Linked DNA regions of Mus musculus: region 1 is linked to region 2. The links are chromatin loops, found by intact Hi-C in ENCODE. Cell type or tissue: left cerebral cortex. All regions are shown on one strand. Each heading gives the region's core, and the rest is flanking DNA. Links, peaks and the distances in the headings are about the cores only. Region 1 overlaps Farp1 (FERM, RhoGEF (Arhgef) and pleckstrin domain protein 1 (chondrocyte-derived)). Region 2 has its middle 44 kb from the start of Farp1.

Region 1 (9,554 bases), core at 1,143-9,142, 88 kb before region 2:
AGGACGACCCCAGGCATGGTGGCAAAGGTGCGTGACTAATCCAGCACTCAGGAGGCCGAGGCAGGAGGCGTGCTCTAAGTTCAAGTAAGTACCAGCCCAGCCTTGGCTACAAAGCAACACTCTGTAACAAACGAGCAAACAATGGCACTACCATGCTACAAAGTAACACTCTGTAACAAACGAGCAAACAATGGCACTACCATGCTACAAAGTAACACTCTGTAACAAACGAGCAAACAATGGCACTACCATGCTACAAAGTAACACTCTGTAACAAAAGAGCAAACAATGGCACTACCATGCTACAAAGCAACACTCTGTAACAAACAAGCAAACAATGGCACTACCATGCTACAAAGTAACACTCTGTAACAAAAGAGCAAACAATGGCACTACCATGCTACAAAGCAACACTCTGTAACAAACGAGCAAACAATGGCACTACCATGCTACAAAGTAACACTCTGTAACAAACGAGCAAACAATGGCACTACCATGCTACAAAGTAACACTCTGTAACAAAAGAGCAAACAATGGCACTACCATGCTACAAGCCACTTTACAAAACTCAAACACAATCAGGACATTAAGGAAGGGTGGAGGAGACAAGTCAGCCTACAGGAATGAAGTATGAGGAAAATGCATGCACTTCCTTAAATTATACTCTTGATTTTCAAATAATAACTTGAAATTTCAACACAAATGTTTACCTACACAGCAGTCCTATGCATCTCAGATTGTGCAGACAATCTGTTTTAGAGAAAAACCATCGCTTGAATAAGAATTATTTTCCAACACAGCACTTTAATTGATTCGTTGGGGATTTCTCATGGTACATCCTTCTCACATTCACTTCCCAGTCCTTCCCTGTCCTCACACCACCACCAACAAAAAAAGTCCAGTTTGTGTATCATCGATGGCCTGCCCCTAGATGAAGCTGAGTCCTCCTCTCCCCCCCACATCCCTGCTGGAGGTCATCACTGTGGAGGGTGACACAGCATCCTATCACAGTTTTTAATTTTTAAGTTCTCTCCAATCGCTTCCTGTCTAGGCTGTTAATATTTGGGCTGGGGAGACCAGGGAGGTCCGGGGAAGGGAAGGGTTATCTCAGAAGTCTTCCATGTCCATAATGAATGAAAAATTTAAAAAATGAAGTCACTATGAATATTTCAGTTGGGCATGGTGACTCGTGCCTGTAAACTCAGCACTTGAGAGGCTGAGATTTTTTTAAAAAAATCAAGTTTGAGGCCAACCTGGGCTACATAATGAGCTCCAGGCCAGCCTGGTCTAGGGAGTGATACTCTGTCTCAAACAACAACACAGGAAAATTTCCCACTGAAATGTTCCCCTATCAAACCCTCACTGAAGTAAACAAGGTTGTTCCTCCCATCAGCATAAGAACAAAGAACAAGGCCATTAGGAGAATCCTGAAGACCACAGAGAAAATACAAAACCAAAACCAAGAGTAAGCAGAAATTAAACAACAGAAGGATTTATAATCTGTTACAGAAAATATGAATAGACTAAAAGAAAAGACATAAGAAAACAATTACACAATTTTCCTCTCATCTGAGTCTATGTAAATTAATACTCCTGAGAATTGTTTCAAACTTCCAAAGTTTCAGATAAACAATCTTTTAAAAAAAAATTTTATTCCAAACTCATTATACTTGAGCCCAAGCAGAACAAAAGTACATTGAAAGAATGTATAACGTCCTCCTTGACCCCTGACCCTTGACCTAGTAGATTAGAGCCAGGTGCATGAGGACTGCTGAACCCAGGCATGGGGTCAGCCTGGGCTACAATAGTGAGTCTTGTCTCAAAAACTGAAGAGAGGGAAAAAAAAATTCCTACCAAAGCAACAGAAAACACTCAAAAGGAGTATCCTCTGTGGAAAAGCTGCACTTGGGACTTGGCGCACATGGGGGGTGGGGTGGGTACGTGTGTATATGGCATGCACATCTCTACATATGCATGTTGAGTTATATATGGAGTGTCTTCCTCTACTGCTCCCAATTTATTCCTTGAAGATCCCTATAGTTCTATATTTATTGGGACCATTATTTTAAAATGACTAGCATACGTTTTATTCTATTAAACGTTTAAATTGTGATTAATAATTATCTTTATCAATGCCAGCAATCAATTGTTGAAAATTAGCAATTTAAGTCACAGGTAAGTGAAGAGACAAAGGAACCAAGATGGTCCCTCTAACCACGATCTCAATTAATATGCAAATTTGCTGCAACACACACACACACACACACACACACAGCCATAAAAAAAATTCAGGAAACACTCAGGCAGTGTGACTAAAGAATATATTAACTTCATAGTGTTCAGAAATGAGAATGTGCTAAGGGGCTTATTCAAATAGATCTTTTTTTTTTTTTTTTTTTTTAAGGACTTAGAAATGGAAGCAGCAATTACAGAACCTGGCCTGCTTCATTAAGAACAAGTCGGCTTCAGTGTGCCTCCATCTCTGACAGCTTTCTAGGCTGGGAGAACCTGAGTATGGATGCATCTCAGAGAGAACTGAGACCGTACTAACAGGACCCAGAGAGAGAGTGTGCCCCAAGAGTTTCCAAGGAAGGGCATCTTCCTAAACTCGGGTCCTCAAAAAAGCCTCCATTGTGGTAACATCAGATCTCTGACCAGCTGTTTCACTGACGGCTGCCACAGCAGGCAGATCAGAATTTTGGATGACAAATCATGAACACGGAACGCCAGGAGGAAATGAAACGGATACACCAAGCACCACACAGCACATCTCTTTGTAGGCTCTGATTCCACCCACTCTGACAGGTCGCTCCAAATAAAGGAGGCAGCTGGCTGCTCCCACTGGCACACACTTCTGTGAGGGGAAATAAACAGAGTCTATTTCCTCGTGACTCAGCAGCCATAATTATCAGAAGACAGGAGTTAGCTGTTCATTTTACTTGTGAAGAGACTGCTGAGCCCTGATACAGACATACACACACACACAAATGCCTATACATGTATATGCTCACTCACATACACATACATACACATGCATACAAGTGCATAAATGTATTCACACATAGGCATGCACACAGGCACAGAAACAGACACATGCACACAGGCACATAAATGTATGCACACATGTATTCACACACATGTACCCATATGCATGCATGTGTGCCTGCACATACTTGAGAGAGAGTGTGCACATGTGCACACACACATACACACCCCCCCACACACACACCCCACACACAGGCCACTTGTAGCTTAGGTAAAATACTGGACAAACATAGTAATCTCATAAAATCTATCTCACTTGATAAAAACGGAATGGTGGCTCACGCCTGCAATTCCAGGGGGAAGTAGGGGGAGGAAGAAATGTCCCATGTCCAAGGCTAGCCTGGGATACACAAGTGAGCTACAGGTTAGCCTGGGATGCACAGCGAGTTACAGGTCAATCTGGTCTACAATACGTGACCCTGTCTTAAAAACAAACAAAAGACAAAGTTTAAGACTAGACAGAAACTTTTAGTTATTGGTTAAAGTTGGGTATTTGTTTGTTTTGATTTCGGTGTTTTTGTTTCTTGGTTTTTGTCAACTTGACACAAGTTGAGAATATGTCTCTGACAGACTGGTCTGTGGCCAATTTTTTAATGCCTGATGTAGGATGGCCCTGCCCGCTGTGGGTGATGTCCTGGGCAGGTAGTCCTGGGTGGCGTAAGAAAACGATGGAGACCAAACCAGTGGCAGTGTTCTCCATGTCTCTGCTTCAGCTCCTGCCTCCAGGTTCCTGCTTTGAGCTCCTGCCCTGACTTCCACTGATAATGAGCCCTAGCATGTCAGATGAAATAAACCCTTTCTTCTCCAAGCTAAGTTGGTCATGGGCCTATCGAATGACTGGGAAATTACCTGTACCAGCAAGTTAACTTCTGGGCTACCTTTACTTTCTCTTCAATTGAAAGCATCAACCTGTAGTCAATGCTTTCTCTTGGGGTGAGGGGCAACAACTAATCATGATTAGATGACAGGAGCAGCCAACACTCCAGACTGAGTTGCTAATATTGGCCGGTGGGTTACCCATCTCTAGAACCCAATAAGCAGCAGCGGCAGCAGCAGACCAGTCATAAAGTTCCTGTAACTTACCAGCATCTCAAGGAAAGCACAAATGTGTTCTTTGTGCTGTAGGTGACATTAAGAAAGGGTAACCAGCCAGGGAGATCTAACATCTGAAACAGGATGGGCTCAACTTATAAACACAGTGGGGCACAGACAACTTCACTTGATACAGTATGCAACAATGTGTCTGTAGAGGAAACAGGACGGCAAGCAAAACCTGTTGAAGTCGTTAGGAGAGCCAGATTGCTGTTGCTTGCCACCGGCAGGGATGTCTCACTCTGGTCTCCTACCCACGCAGAGAAGTTAGCAGTCCACTGATTGTGAACAAGTTATACACTGTGCTTGCACAGCCAGAGTTATCTGAAAGGTGGGAACTTCAACTGAATGCCTCTGTAAGATCAAGCTGTAGGACGTTTTCTTAATTAGATGGGGGTGGGTCCAGCCCATTGTAGGTGGTGCCATCCCTGGGCTGGTGATCTTGGGTACTATAAGAAAGCAGGCTGTGCAAGCCATAAGCCAGTAAGCAGCATCCCTCCATGGCCTCTGTATCAGCTTCTGCCTCCAGGTTCCTGCCCTGTTTGATTGAGCTCCTGTCCTGACTTTCTTCCATGATGTTAAGATGTGGAAGTGTAAATCAAATAACACTCTCCCCACCCCCCTCGCCCGCCCCTGTGCCCCAAGTTGCTTTTGGTCTTGATGTTGCATTTGTCACAGCAATAGAAACCCCAACTGAGACACACGCCAAACATTTACTCCTGCACTGATGAATCCTAGAACCCCAAAAGCATTTTCTGATGTTATGGGAATGGTTCTCAACCAACAGTGAGCTCATTTCCTTACCATGATGCTTAAGGGTAGTACCAGCAAGTCCTGCTGACTCCTCATTGCTCTGTGTATATGGCAAAGTGCAACCTGAGTCCAATTCTATGCCTCCAAAGCTTATTTCACCTGTTCAAAAATCCTCAACGTTGTACTTTGATGCAGAGAACACAGGCAGGTTACCAGAGGTCAGGAGTGTCAAGGGTCCTCCAATCAAATCAAGTCCACTGAGGGAATCCACAGTATCTGAGGTTACCATGACACTAGGACATGGCTGGGCGTTCCTGCCATGCTCTGCATCTAGTGTCTGCTCTCAGGGAGGGTTGGACACATGTGCAAGGCTAAGCCTGACAGCTCAGTCGGCGTTAGAAACGCCTAACTGGGGAGGCACATCTGGGGACTGCCCTGGAGTATGTTTCCACAGAAGATTCCCTGAGAAGAAGACCCACCAGAAACATGGACCACACTATCCCCCAGCTCTAACACTGAGCTAAAGCAAACTGTCTGCCTGTGGGTGATCTGCTCACAGGGACACAGAAGTAAGCAACAACGGTGTGCACCAGGGCCAGTCCGTGAGTGTGGCAGCAGGGAGGAGTTCCTTTAGGATACTCATGATTAGCAAGGCAGAGTCAAAGAATGTGTGTGTCAGGTTAATGGGATAGTCAATGTACTGCTCACGATTCAAGTATGAGGACTCAAGTTCCATCCTCCAGCACAGGCAAGAAAACTGCACGTGCCGCTGTGAGCCCGTCATCCCAGCACTGGAGAGACAAGATCTCCAGGCTTTTCTTTCCGGCTAGACAGTCAAGCTGAACAGGTGAGCTCCAGGCCAATGAGGGATCCTGTCTCAAAAAAAAAAAAAAAAAAAAAGCAACCAAGGAAGACACTAGGATTATCACTGGCTTTCACGCACTGTCATGTGATAAAATTTTTCCTAGAGAGATGTACACACTCGTCCTCATCCCAGATACAGAGCCCACAATGAACCAAAGTCCAATTTGGTGAACCATGAGTTTGATTGGGTTCACTTACAGGAATATGGATGAGAGGTTACTTACAAGAGCAGAAATGATGCAGACAGCTGCACCACCAAAGGCCACCCCAGCAGGGGTGACAGCTCACAAAGCTGGGAACCTGCAGCACAGTATACAGCCTGCAGGCAGCTCAACCGGTTGGGCCTCTAACAGACAACTGACCTGGTCTCAGTGTCTTCTTTGCAGCTTGTCTTGTCTGAGAGTCTTCACAGCTTAACTCTGTCTGAGAAGGACTCTCAGCTTTTATGGCTTACTCCGGCAGGGAGGAGCCTAGTGAGTCTGGTCGGTTTCAGGGACTTCCTGGAGCTGTTTTGACTTGTTTACCTTCCTTCATAAAGAGCTTTCCTGCAAGATGGAATGTTTCAATCTCACAGGAAACTGTTACACACACACACACACACACACACACACACACACACACACGCACGCACGCACGCACGCACGCACGCACGCACGCACAAATCCCTCGACCCCAAACACAATGGATACCCATGTCTTTATGTTAAAAAAGGGAAATAGCAAAAATAATAGATCTATTCCCTACCCATCACCTGACTCCTGTCAGTTTCTTATAGGGTAGGTTTGGGAGACAGAGGAGACAGAGAGAGAGGTTTTAAGGCAGGATTCTCTCACGCTCCACTCTCTATATCTCTAGAGAACACGGATCAAGAAAAAGAGAATAGTTTTCAAACTTTACTGGTGTAAAGACACAAAGATCTAGAATCCATCTTTAAAAACCAACACAATAACTTCCTATACTTCAACTTCTTACATCAATACAAAGAGCCTGGCAGCAAAGAAGAACAATGTGAAATCCGCATCACCGAATGACAAAGGAGCAGACAGCCTTTAATCCGCCACCACTATGATCTGATCAGCTCAAAAGGAGAAGAATGACTAGGAAGTCATCACAGACAAGGACTTGATACCAAGGTCCCGGGATAAAAGGCAAGGACAACAATGGCAGGCCAATTCTCACTAAATACATGACACTTAAAATAGACATATATAACGAAAGCACAAACTCCCTCTCCAGAAGCAAGGGAGGAAGAAGCGCTGCAGTGGGACCAACTTCAGAGCTCAAGTGTTGTTCCCCAAATTGTGTTTTATCCACATATGAAATCTTACCTGAGAAACTGAAAATAAAAGATGCAAAAAATATTAATTACACAAGGCTTCCAACTTGCTTTGAAATGGAAAACACACCTCTGCTGGATTTGGGGAGTCATTTTTAAGAAGCAAGGAAGTACCAAACGTGCTTTGTTGGATATGAATTTAAATATACGCCGGGTTTGTCAGGAAACTTTTATTCCTATAACTTGCATAATCTGGTTAACTAATTTACCATTAACTCAAATCCCTTTCTCTGCTGCTCTTTACCGGGTTTCCTAACTAAATCCTTAACTAGGATCATCTCATCATCAAAAGCCGTTATTGTCTGCCTGTGACAGTGGCTAACATATAAAAAAATGAGCTGGCATCCTTATGAACCGGACCTGACTAAACTGTGGTCATTTAGGCAGACAAAACGATTTAGGAATGAATGTCACACCATATTTGGGGCATATACCCTCAATCCCAGGGCTCAGGAGGCTCAGATGGGAAGGTCATGAGTTCAAAGTCAGTCCAAGTCTAACTTGACAAGCTGCAAAGACAGTCTTGGATACACAGAGAATTTATCTCAAAAAGAAGAGCAAGGGGCTGAGGAGATCTTGTTAATGAAGCACCTGCCAGAGCAGCATGGGGACCTAGGATCCCAGAACCATGTTATAAAGGTTGGGTCTGGCAGAGCCTGCCTGTCACTCCAGTGCTAGGAGAGACATGCAAGCACTAGTATGTTCTAGCTGGCCAGCCTGACCAGACAGTGACCACCATGTTCAGTGAGAGATCTGTCAAAAATATAAAAGTGGAGAACAACAGGGGAGGATCCCAATGTCACCTCTGGCCTCTAAATGCATAAAACACAATGCAAGTGAATTACATGGGTGCACACACATACACACACATATACATACACATGCACATACACACATACACAAACATACACACATGCACACACATACACACAAATACATACACACATGTACACACATACACAAACATACATACACACATGTACACACACATACACACATGCACATACATACATACACATATATACACACATACACACACTCACATACACACATACACATACATACAGAAACACACATACATATACACATACACACATGCATACACACATACACATACAACATACATACATTCATACGTATACACATATACACACATACATGCATACACACACACACAGATGTACAACTGTCAAAGGTCATAAATGTATTTTAAATACTTTTCCTACATTGTTTAATGATGACTCAGTGAGAGACTCATCTTGAGGATGGAGAGACAGCTCAGTCAATAGAGAACTTGTCGAATGAAGCTAGGACACAAGTTCAATCCTCAGAACCCATAACACAAACGCAATTCCAGTATTGAGAAAGCACAGACAGATCCCTGTGGCCTACTAGCCAGCCAACTGAGCCCACTCAAGAATTCCAGGCCAGGGGTGGGGAGACTCTGCCTCAAAAGCCAAAATGGATGGCTGCTAAGGAGTGGTATCTGACCTCACACAAGGCTGGACATAATGGCACACACCTTTAATTCCAGCACTTGGGTGTGGCACAGGGGCAGGCTGGTCTCCGAGTTCAAGGACTGTCTCCCTTATCTCATCATATTTTAAGACCCAGAAGAGGATGTACACTGGACACAAAATCTACCTCAGTCTCCCTCCTCTTTGACAAGCAGCAGGCCTGTGAGTCAGTAGCTGCCCACCATGAAACTCAGTCACTCAGTGGGAATCTCATGTCTTGTCCCTACGCTGTGGCCAAGGATGCTTGGAAGGCCCCACTCAACTGGAGCAGCCATGCGCCAATTATCCGTTTGCCACAGCCCCAGAGGTCCAGCCTCAGAGATATTCTGGTTTAAGAGTTCAAGCACGCCTCCAGGTCTACCTGGTGATTGTCTTGGATAACTGGGACAGACATTCCCATTACAAGCTAAAGACTGCTTGCAAAGGGCTTACCCAAGAGTTCTCTTTAGGAAGAAGGGAGCTACAAAGAACAGAGACCTGACAATTTTTGTCCTTCACTGCCCTCACAGGCACAGTGAGGCTGCACGAGGCTCTAAGGTCAACTTGGGCACGTCAGGAGGTAGCTGGGGTTCTAGAACATTCTCCAAATGTAATCCGTTTAATAAATATTTATTAAGTATTTTTTTCTCTCTCTCTCATGGTAACTGATCTAGGCATTCAAAATGGCCTGGAACCCTGTGGTGGAACACTCCCAGTGTGACAGGGATTTAGTCCGAAAAGATGCTACATGCCCAAGGGGTCACCCGGAGTCACGTCATGGTGGCAATGTTGTGAGCCTGTGATTAGTATAGAGTAGATGTTGTGCCAGCTGCAAAGACCCTGAGAGCATGGGCCAGCAAACTCAAACAGTCCCATGAATTTTCTTTTTCTCCAGTCATCAATAGTCTTAATGATTTGATTGAGTCCCTAAAGACATTCAATGTGCATAGGACGCACATAGATCGTGT
Region 2 (9,554 bases), core at 469-8,468:
ACCACAACACGAGGAGCCAGATTAAAGGATCACAGCTTTAGAAGCGGCGAGAGCCACTGGGACAGAGGGTTTGTTGGCTCATTCATTTATTCTACTTTCATTATGGAAATTTTCAGACATACGCATCAGGGAGAGTCATATCATGAACCACCCATCCATCAATCATTCCACCTATACCCGATTCAGCCCCCTCCCCAGGTATACACAATTACTTTGAGGAAAACACTAGATATCACCTATTTGCATCTATAAATACTTTAGTCTATTTTATATATATGTATGTACATACATGTATGTGTGTACATACATGTATGTTACATGTGTGTACACATACAAGGCAATTTTGAGATGTGATCATAGTATCTTTATTTTAACCAAAAAAAAAAAAATTACATTGATACTTTGCTTGGTGTTTGTTTCATAAATGTTTTAGGTAGTTGATTTGAGGTAGGATCCAAACAAGGTCTGAGTGTTATTTATTTATTTATTTATTTATTTATCTATTTATCTATTTATGAGACAGGGTCATGTAGCCTAGACTGGCTTGGAACTTACAATGTAGTTGAGATGAGATGACCTTGGATTTCTGACCTCTATAGTCTCCACCTCCTCAGTGCTGGGATTCAGAGCCTGAGCCCCATGCCCAGGCAGTTTATCTGGTCCTGGGGATTGAACCCAGGATGCTATGCATCATAGGTAAGAACCAACTGATCCGCATCCCCAGCCCTGAACATAGCTTCATATTGCTATGCCTTTTCTTTTTCTTTTCTGCGGCCCTGGGGTTGAGTTAGGCTACACTGGATGCTCTGCACTGACCAGGCAAGGGCTGTGTCTCTGAGCTACATCCCTAGCCCAGGCAAGGGCTGTGTCACTGGGCTACAACCCTAACCCAGGCAAGGACTGTGTCACTGAGCTACATCCCTAGCCCAGGCAAGGGCTGTGTCACTGGGCTACAACCCTAACCCAGGCAAGGGCTGTGTCACTGAGCTACATCCCTAGCCCAGGCAAGGGCTGTGTCACTGGGCTACAACCCTAACCCAGGCAAGGGCTGTGTCACTTCTTTTAAGGAAAAAAAAAAAAAAAACCTATATATTCTTTCTTATTTTTTTTCCTACAGATTTTTTTTTCCATTGTGAAGGAACCAGGCCATTTGCTTGGATAGCTTCCCACATTTTTATTTTGCTGACTACATCTTCATGGTATTAGCGAGCTGTTCTAACTCCAGAATTTCCGGTAACCAGCAATTAAATTTAAAGACTAGATCTAATTCAGGTCAGTTTTGGAGGCAGGAAGAGGATATTGTAATGTCTGGCAGGACCTAGATCATCTCTGGTCTCTTTTTGCATTCTGTGCCCATTAGAAACTCTTTATTTGCAAACGTTTGAATTTAACTGTATATTTTTAGATGTGGTAATTTAATTCCATGTATTTAAAAATCTAATTTATTGATCAACTCAGGCTGTTTTTATTTTTATTGTTTTAAAAATATTCATTTTTATGTGTATGAGTGTTTTGCTTTGCAAATGCCTGTCATTGGTAGAGGCCAGAAGAGGAGGTCAGATTCCCTGGAGATGGACTTACAGACAGATGCATGCCACCATATAGGTTTGGGAACCAAATCCAGGCTCTCCGCAAGAACAGCAGAGAGCCAGAGCCACCTCTCTAGCCTGCTTTTATTGGCTTGTTTATCTGCTTACTACAGGGTTTCTTGTTACTGGTGTGGACCTCAAGTTTTCTATGTAGCTGATGATGAGCTTGGACTCCTGATCCTCTTGACTACGTTCTGAGTGCTGGGGTTACAGGCGTGAGCCCCCAGAGCCCTGGCTCTCGCTGTGCATTTTACATAAGAGTCTTCATCTTGTACAGATGCAGCCGAACTATTTATACACACTCCAGTTCTACCGTCCCTTCATTTATGGAAGCTGAAGCTGAAAGGGATGTACCCTGAGGAGCACAGCTCACGGTAGAAAGGTAGGCAGCGATCCCAATGAGGTGCCTCATACCTGGAGTCCCAGAGCTTCAGAGGTAGAGAAGGCAGAAGGACGGACAAAAGCTGGGTGAATGTTTGATCTTCAACACAGAGTTCCAGGGCAGCCAAGGTCAGGTAGAAAGACTGTCATGGCAACAGGGGTGGACATGCAGCCAGCTATTGAATATAGGATTCTCAAAACTGGAGGACTCAAAGACCTGGATATAAATCTCATAAGGCCACCGCAGGAGGATAAGCATGCCTTTATTAAAGGGATAATTCACGGGTCCTGAGACCCACAGCAAATGTAACACGTTAATAACTTTTTTTAAATTTTTATTTTTTATAATTAACCAATCAGATTTATGTATCAATAAATTCTGACTTTACAAGATGCCAATACAATAATCTCAGAGCCAATTGATAATGATAAAAGATTTATCCCAATTATTTTAACTTTATGATACCATAACTATCTATGGCTGGTTAAAGCCACACTGGCTCACATCTGCCACCATCTTGGCCTTCCTCCTCTCTCGAGTTAATAATTTATAAGCAGCAATTCTCCTCATTCCTAGTAGATAGCTTAGTGTGTCTTTAATGAAACGCACTGGGTAAGGCCACAGCCACACAGCTCTCTGGAGAAAGCTAGTCAATGGTCCTGAGTCTGGCCATGGGAACTCAAGGCTGATTTAACCCCGGCTGGACTGTGGTGCTGTTTTGTGTCTTAGGATGCTTTGACCTCCCTTAGAGTCTCAGAGATCTGGAGTCAGCTGCCCCTCCCTCAGATGCCTCACTCCTGGTGGGAGCAGCTTGCCTGTGGTAGGAGGAGAAACTCCTTAGGTTCTGCAGCTGGACCTACGGCTCAGTATAACATCAAACAGCTTAGTGAGAAGCAGCTTGCACATTTATTTGATATTTTCATGCAGACATGGGGCTTTTGGAATAGATGTGAAGATAAAAATAAGACATGAGGCTCGAGAGTTTCCGTAGTTCTCTGCACGGTGCGTGATAAACTGTGGGGCTGTGACAAGATAAACTGTGGATGGTAATGAGCATATCCGTGGAAGGAATCAGAGGGAAACATGGGTGATTTTAGAAAGTAGACTTGTATAGGTCTGTGTGTCAGTGGTTTCTCTATTGCTGTACACAACACAACAACCAAGGAAATGACAGCTTACAAAGGAAAGTATCTAATTGGACCTATGGATTCAGAATGTTAGAAACCATGATGGTCGAGCAAAGACCCTGGGGACTATGTAAGGCTTTTTGAAACTTCAAAGCCACCCCATGACACACCTCCTAATCCTAATCCTTTCCAAACAGTTCCACTAACTGGGGACCAAGTATGAGCCTATGGGAGCCGTTCTCATTCCAACATCACGCTCCACTCCCTGGTCTCCAAAGGCTTCCAGTCATATCATAATGTAAAATGCATTTACCCAACTGCAAGCGTCTAAAATTCCAAAGATCAAGGTCTCTTCTGAGCCTAAAGGGAATCTCGTAACAATAACTCCTTTGTAAAATCAAAATGCAAACTTCATGTTTCCAACACACAGCAGCACAGAATATACACACTACCATTCGACAAGGGAGGGAAGGAACCACAGTGAGGCAATACCGAACCAAAGCCAGACTGACACTCAGCAGGACAAGCCAATCCTGTGGTTCTACGTGCTATGTCAAAGGGCAGCTCTGCCCTCCCAGCTTTGCTGACAGCAACACGCTTCTCTCTCATGGGCTGGTGACACTCTCAGTCTGCAGCTGTCCTCGGCATACGTCACACGGCTCTAACATCTCCCGCATCTCCGCTTCTTCAACATGATCCAGACTTCAACATCATCCAGGCTTTGCACAGAGGTCTCTCAGGCTCTGGAGCCCTCCCAGGACCTTCAATCAAGAACTGCCCTGCCATAAACATCCTGGTATCCATGGCTCTCTTTAACCATGGAGGAACAGCCCACAACTGCTTTACTCTAGAATCCCTCGTGACTCTAAAGCCAGAACCACATGGACAGCATTCCCAAGGTCCGCCGCCCCTCAGGACGGACAGCCAGCATTGCCGAGGTCTGCTACCCGTCGGGACAGAGGCTGAGTCACGTTTGCAGCAGCTTTCCTTCCTTGTTGCTTTTCAGGAGCAGAGAATTCCTTCTACATTTTCCCTTTCACAGGTTGGAAGCTCAGCCTGGTGGGGTCCTGCCTTGAGGTCACCCCTCCTTTTATCCCAATGCAGATTGCTGCTGCCACCCACCACCACCCCATACCTTGATCTCTTTATCTCTTTCAGCACAAGCCTTGGCCCCATCATTAAATTTCCTAGTCTTTTATTCTTCAAATTATACATTTTATATTTCTCTTTGACCCACTTGCTCTTTCTTCATTGTAGACCTGCTTAAGAATGGTTGCTAATGACCATGTACGAGTCAGTATTAGGCTGTCTTGAAATCTCTTCTACCAAAGAAATTAGCCCATTACTTTCTAGTGGGAAGTGCTTAGGGAAAGGACAGAACGCAGCCACATCCTTTGCCAAAATATTACAGGGATACCCTCTAGCCCAGTTGCTTATTGTTCCCCTTTGAAACCACTTGATCTGGACCTCCACCGTCTGAATAGATCTCAACACTAGTGTCTGCCAAGAGACTGCCAGGATGACCCATTAAGCTCTGCTTTCAACATTCAACAACTTTCCTAGTCCAAAGTTCCAAAGTCTTCCACACTTTTCCAAAAAAGCATCGTGCTCAGGCCTGCCAGAGCAATCGCCCACTCCCTGCTAAGATGAGTTGTGTAGGGGACCCATGGAGGAGTTAGGAGGAAATAAAGGCTATTTTAGAAAATAAGCTCATATAGACCCTTTACGTGTCCAATCCCAGTCACAGTAGTGAGACCATCCTTTTAAAAATTGTGTTACTTTAAAATGATATGTGTGTGCATATGGGCGGTGATGGTGTGTGTGTATGGGAGGAAGGTGCCTGCAGAATCCAGCAGGGTGTGCTAGATCCTGTCTGAGCTGGTGATCCATTGCTGTGAAAAATACATATGACTGTGGCAACTCCTGTGAAAGAAAACGTTTAATTGGGGCTTCTCTACGGTTTCTGAGGTTTAGCTTACAATCATCACGGCAGGAAGCATGGTGGTGGACAGGCAGACATGGTGCCAGAGAAGTAAGCTGAGAGTTTTACATCAAGATCCACAGGCAGCAGGAAGAGAGAGCCTCTAGGCTTGAAATGGGCTTTTGAAGCCTCAAAGCCCACCCCCAATAACATGCTCCCTCCAACAAGGCCACACCCACTCCAACAAGGCCACACCCACTCCAACAAGGCCACACCCACTCCAATAATCGTAATCCCTCTCAAATAACGCCACTCTCTGATGACTAAGCATTCAAATATATGGGTCTATGGGAGCCATTCCTATTCTCACCATCCCCTGGAGCAAAGGTTATAGGCAGTTATAAGTCTCCAACCCTGTGTGCTGGGCCTGAAGGTAGATGCTCTTCAAAAGAAATGTGTGCTGTCAGCTACTGAGCCTTCTCCCTGGGCCCCATTTCTTTCCTCCTGGCACAGAGTGGGCACCTTCCTCATGGCCGTTTGCTTCTATTCTTTTTCAAGTACCTTATGCTCAGCAGAGTCAGGGGCCAACATGGCGTGCCGTGGGGTGGGGTATGGACAGAGCAGAGGATCTTCTTCTCCCTGCTGTTACCTTGTCATCAAAGCAAAAGACTCCTTTCTGTGTCTCTAGAAGGTATGGGATCGTTGGGCCTGGTGACAGGAGCCTGTGACCCCAGTTTCTCAGGAGGCTGAACTAGAAGGATGTCACCTACATGGTGAGTTCAAGGCCAGCTTGAGCAACTTCATAAGCTTTGTCTGCAGTAAAGAGAAGGTAGGTGTACTTGGGCAGCATGCACAGATGTGGGTTCCCTGAGTACCACCATTGAAACAAAACAATAGCTCCAACGTTTTGAGATTTCCCCTACATGCCACAAAAGCCAGAATTCCATAACTTCCACTCTGACTCTCAACCTAGGGAAGCCCACAATCCCTAGGCTGTGGGCTCAGCCCTAAGGTCACCTGTACTTCAAAAGGCACTCTACAAGTCCCCAAGCTATTTAACGTGCTTTTGGGTACAACAACTGGCTGTAAATGGAGGAACCCACAGCCCTCTCCTCATGTTCTAATATTGCTCAACGGGCTCACAGAATTCAGGAAGGCATTTGTGTTTCTGATTCATTATAAAGTGCATCACAAAGGATGCAGAGGCCAGAACTGGAGGAGGAGGTATGCAGAAAGGGACAGAGCTGTCCTGTCTCCAGGTCCTTGACCCCAGTCAGCAAGCCAGAAGATTTCTGAATTCGCTCCTCCTACATAGATGTTGTAGGAACATTTGCTGAGTTACAGGATAGGGAGACCCAGCAAGGCCTATCTGGATTCTTCTTGTGCTAAAATCCTTCCCTTAGGATGCAGGGAAAATTCCCTGTGGGATAAGGAGAGTCTGATGGCCTGCTGTCAGACAAGGACGTCAGAAAATTTCTTTATGGATATCTGAAGGTGGGGAGGAAGCAGAGAAGACTGTCTTTTTTTTCTTAAGTATGGAATAGAGTTTACTTAGGGAATGGAGAGGGAAGTTGAAGAGGAGAGAGTAGAGACAGAAAATCAGAGACACAGAGAGAGAGACAGAGAGAGAGAAGGAAGGAGGGAGGAAGAGAGAGAGAAAGAGAGGGCAGAGGAGAGAGGAAAGAGGGGAGAGGGTGGCCAGGAACATGTGGAGACAGAGTGGGGAGGGGGATGGGGAGAGGAGGGGCAGAGATGTTAAGAGAGTAAGAGGGTAAGAATGAGGAGAGTTTCTTAAAGAGGAGGTTGTATGCTAGGAACCATGGACAAAGCAAAGCATACACGCTGTCATGATAGGAGACAGGTTCTGAGTCCCTTCACCCAGAACTTGCCTTTTCAAAGGCAAAAGCTGTGTTCCTCCTCCGCGTTTGCACTCCTCCTCCGCGTTTGCACTCCTCCTCCGCCTTCCTAACTTCCACAGGCCAAGCCAGAGTTCCTCCCACCCACCTTAAGCACTCCAAGGATCTAGTGTCTAGGAGAGACTACATCCCACCTTCCTCAGAGGAGCCAATCCTAAGCGCTTCTCTCTCCTACCTACTTCTCCATAGAAACCCAGTGGGGATGTTGGGCAGCATGCTCTGCTCTCTCTCCTGTTGCTGCCTCCTACTTACCATGAGTCACCTCCTCAGCAATGGCCTCTTCATGTCTTCCTCTCAGGCACTTAAACCAAATAGCCAAGTTGGGGCTGGAGAGATGGCTCAGTAGTTAAGGGTACTTCCTGTTCTTTTTAGAGGACCTGAGTTTCATTCCCAGCATCTACATCAGCTCACGACAACCAGTAACTGCAGATCCAGAAGATGCAATGGCTCTCCGGCTGCCATGGGGACCTGTGCTCACCTGCACATGTCCACGTGCGCACGTATATGCTTCATTGTAAAATATAAACAAATATATTATAAAAAAATATGTTATAAACAAATATAAACTGCCCCAATGTCTGAAGGCTAAGGAAAGAATCCGTGGGGGATGGGCAGAGGTGTCCTGCCCCTCTGTGATACAGATGGGGCAGTGAGCATTACTTAATTGATAATGATGGGTAAGGTTGGTGTTAATGCTTAAATAAATTGATTAAAAATAATGTGTACACACTCATGTCCTTAGCAGCATTTTCACAATAGGCAAGGAGAAGAGAAACCCAAGTATTCACAGATTGATTAACAAACAAAGGGTGGCACAAATATACAAGTGATATTGGGCTTGAACTATCGGGAGGCTTGGCTGGGAGATCCTCAGTGAATAAGAGCATTAGCGGCACAAGCGTGAGGACCTGAGCTCAGACCCCAGCATGCATGTAAAAACATTGGGCAGGCATGGTTGTATGTACTAACAGCCCTGAGCTATGCTATGGTTGTATGTGCTAACAGCCCTGAGCTATGCTATGGTTGTATGTGCTAACAGCCCTGAGCTATGCTATGGTTGTATGTGCTAACAGCCCTGAGCTATGGTTGTATGTGCTAACAGCCCTGAGCTATGGTTGTATGTGCTAATAGCCCTGAGCTATGGAGGGCAGAGACAGGAGGATCCTGGGCCTTGGTGGCTGCCAGCCTGGCGCCATGTTCAGTACAAAACTTTGCCTCAGAGGAATAAGGTGGAAGGTGATAGAGCAGAATGACCTCTGGCCTCCACACATGCACACACGTGCACACACAAGTGTGTGCACACACACATACACACACTATACACACCACACACACACACTACATATGTACACACCATATATACACACACCACATATACACACACACCACATACACACTACATACGTATACATACAACATACACACATACCACATACACACACTACATATGTACACACCATATATACACACACCACATATACACACACACCACATACACACTACATACATATACATACAACATACACACATACCACATACACACATACCACATACATACATGCAACACATATATACATACACACACACACATGCGCACACACACACCCATCACATACATGCATTCACACATGTCAAAGGCCAGATTTGACATCATAGGTTTAAACAAGGTATGGCGCTGGTGATTAGGGTCATGCTCATAGCAGCCTGGAGAGAGGGTTGGGGTGGGCATTGACAGAGGCAGGCTATTTACCCAGGTCAGCACTACTGATGGAACAAAACTTAGTTATCTGGGGCTGGCAAGAATGCTCAGCAAGAGACTCTGAACTTGTTTTACTCTTAAGTGTATTTACATGTAGACAGACAGATACGTGTGTGTGTGTGTGTGTGTGTGTACACATTTGATGGATGTAGCAGAGCCCCAAAGGCCACACTTTTTTTCTTTTTTAGTCTTTTTATACCTTCTTAGACAAACGTTCTTTATAAAAATTACCTCACAGATAAAATGTTACACAAAAAGAAATACAGAAGGATGTCAATAATAAGTTCAAAGCAGTGTTTTATTCTAAAATCTCAGTATAAGTTCACAGCAACAGTTGCACATGGCCTTGCTTTATCATGGTGCACACCTGTGACCTCATCCTTGGGCCTGACCTAGAATGAATTTTATTCCTTATTATTCAGCCTTTACCTACTATTCTATGAGGAGGGGGCACATTTTATTCTTGATTCTAACTTTATTACATCTTTCTGGCAAAACAACTAAAACCATCACCTTAAACTTTATTCCTAAAATTATTTGAATCAAAACAGCAATGATAAAGTCAGTAATTCATCTAAACAGCATTAATTCATGAAAGTTCATCTTTGTGTTGATCTGCAGGAAATTTGTCTAATAGGGTGGGCTGATGCCCTGGAATCCTTAGGCCATGTAATGATGACAGGAAAGGCACATCAGCAGTGAGAAGCAATCCTGGGGTGAGGTATGTGGGGCTGATCCTCTCCAGAGTGAACCTAAGGCAGCCGTGCAAAGTGGTGGGCCATCTCCAGGAAACTCACTTGCTTGCCATAGCCTTTCCTAGATGGCTTCTCACACAGACGTGCATGCACGTGCACACACAC

The links. A loop is a pair of places that touch in the nucleus more often than their neighbours do. Peaks named below come from ENCODE experiments on the same cell type or tissue, not always from the same donor. Only the 100,000 strongest peaks of a DNase experiment are listed, where the experiment ranks them.
Region 1: it touches region 2 in a loop (2.1-fold over the local background); 2 of 42 quality-filtered maps call a loop at or near these places.

What each region holds. Positions count from the first base shown.
Region 1 is chr14:121,075,760-121,085,313 of GRCm38, reverse strand. The region is part of intron 1 of Farp1 (FERM, RhoGEF (Arhgef) and pleckstrin domain protein 1 (chondrocyte-derived)); the gene reads right to left. Among named protein-coding and RNA genes, the nearest start is that of Farp1, 45 kb to the right of the region's middle. In left cerebral cortex, for the core only: no CTCF peak of the experiment used is centred there; DNase peaks (open chromatin) are centred at 2,810 and 4,417; H3K4me3 peaks cover 302 bases; H3K27ac peaks cover 452 bases.
Region 2 is chr14:120,986,835-120,996,388 of GRCm38, reverse strand. No RefSeq gene overlaps it. Among named protein-coding and RNA genes, the nearest start is that of Farp1, 44 kb to the left of the region's middle. In left cerebral cortex, for the core only: a CTCF peak has its summit at 4,943; DNase peaks (open chromatin) are centred at 1,858, 2,916, 4,823 and 7,096; H3K27ac peaks cover 2,825 bases.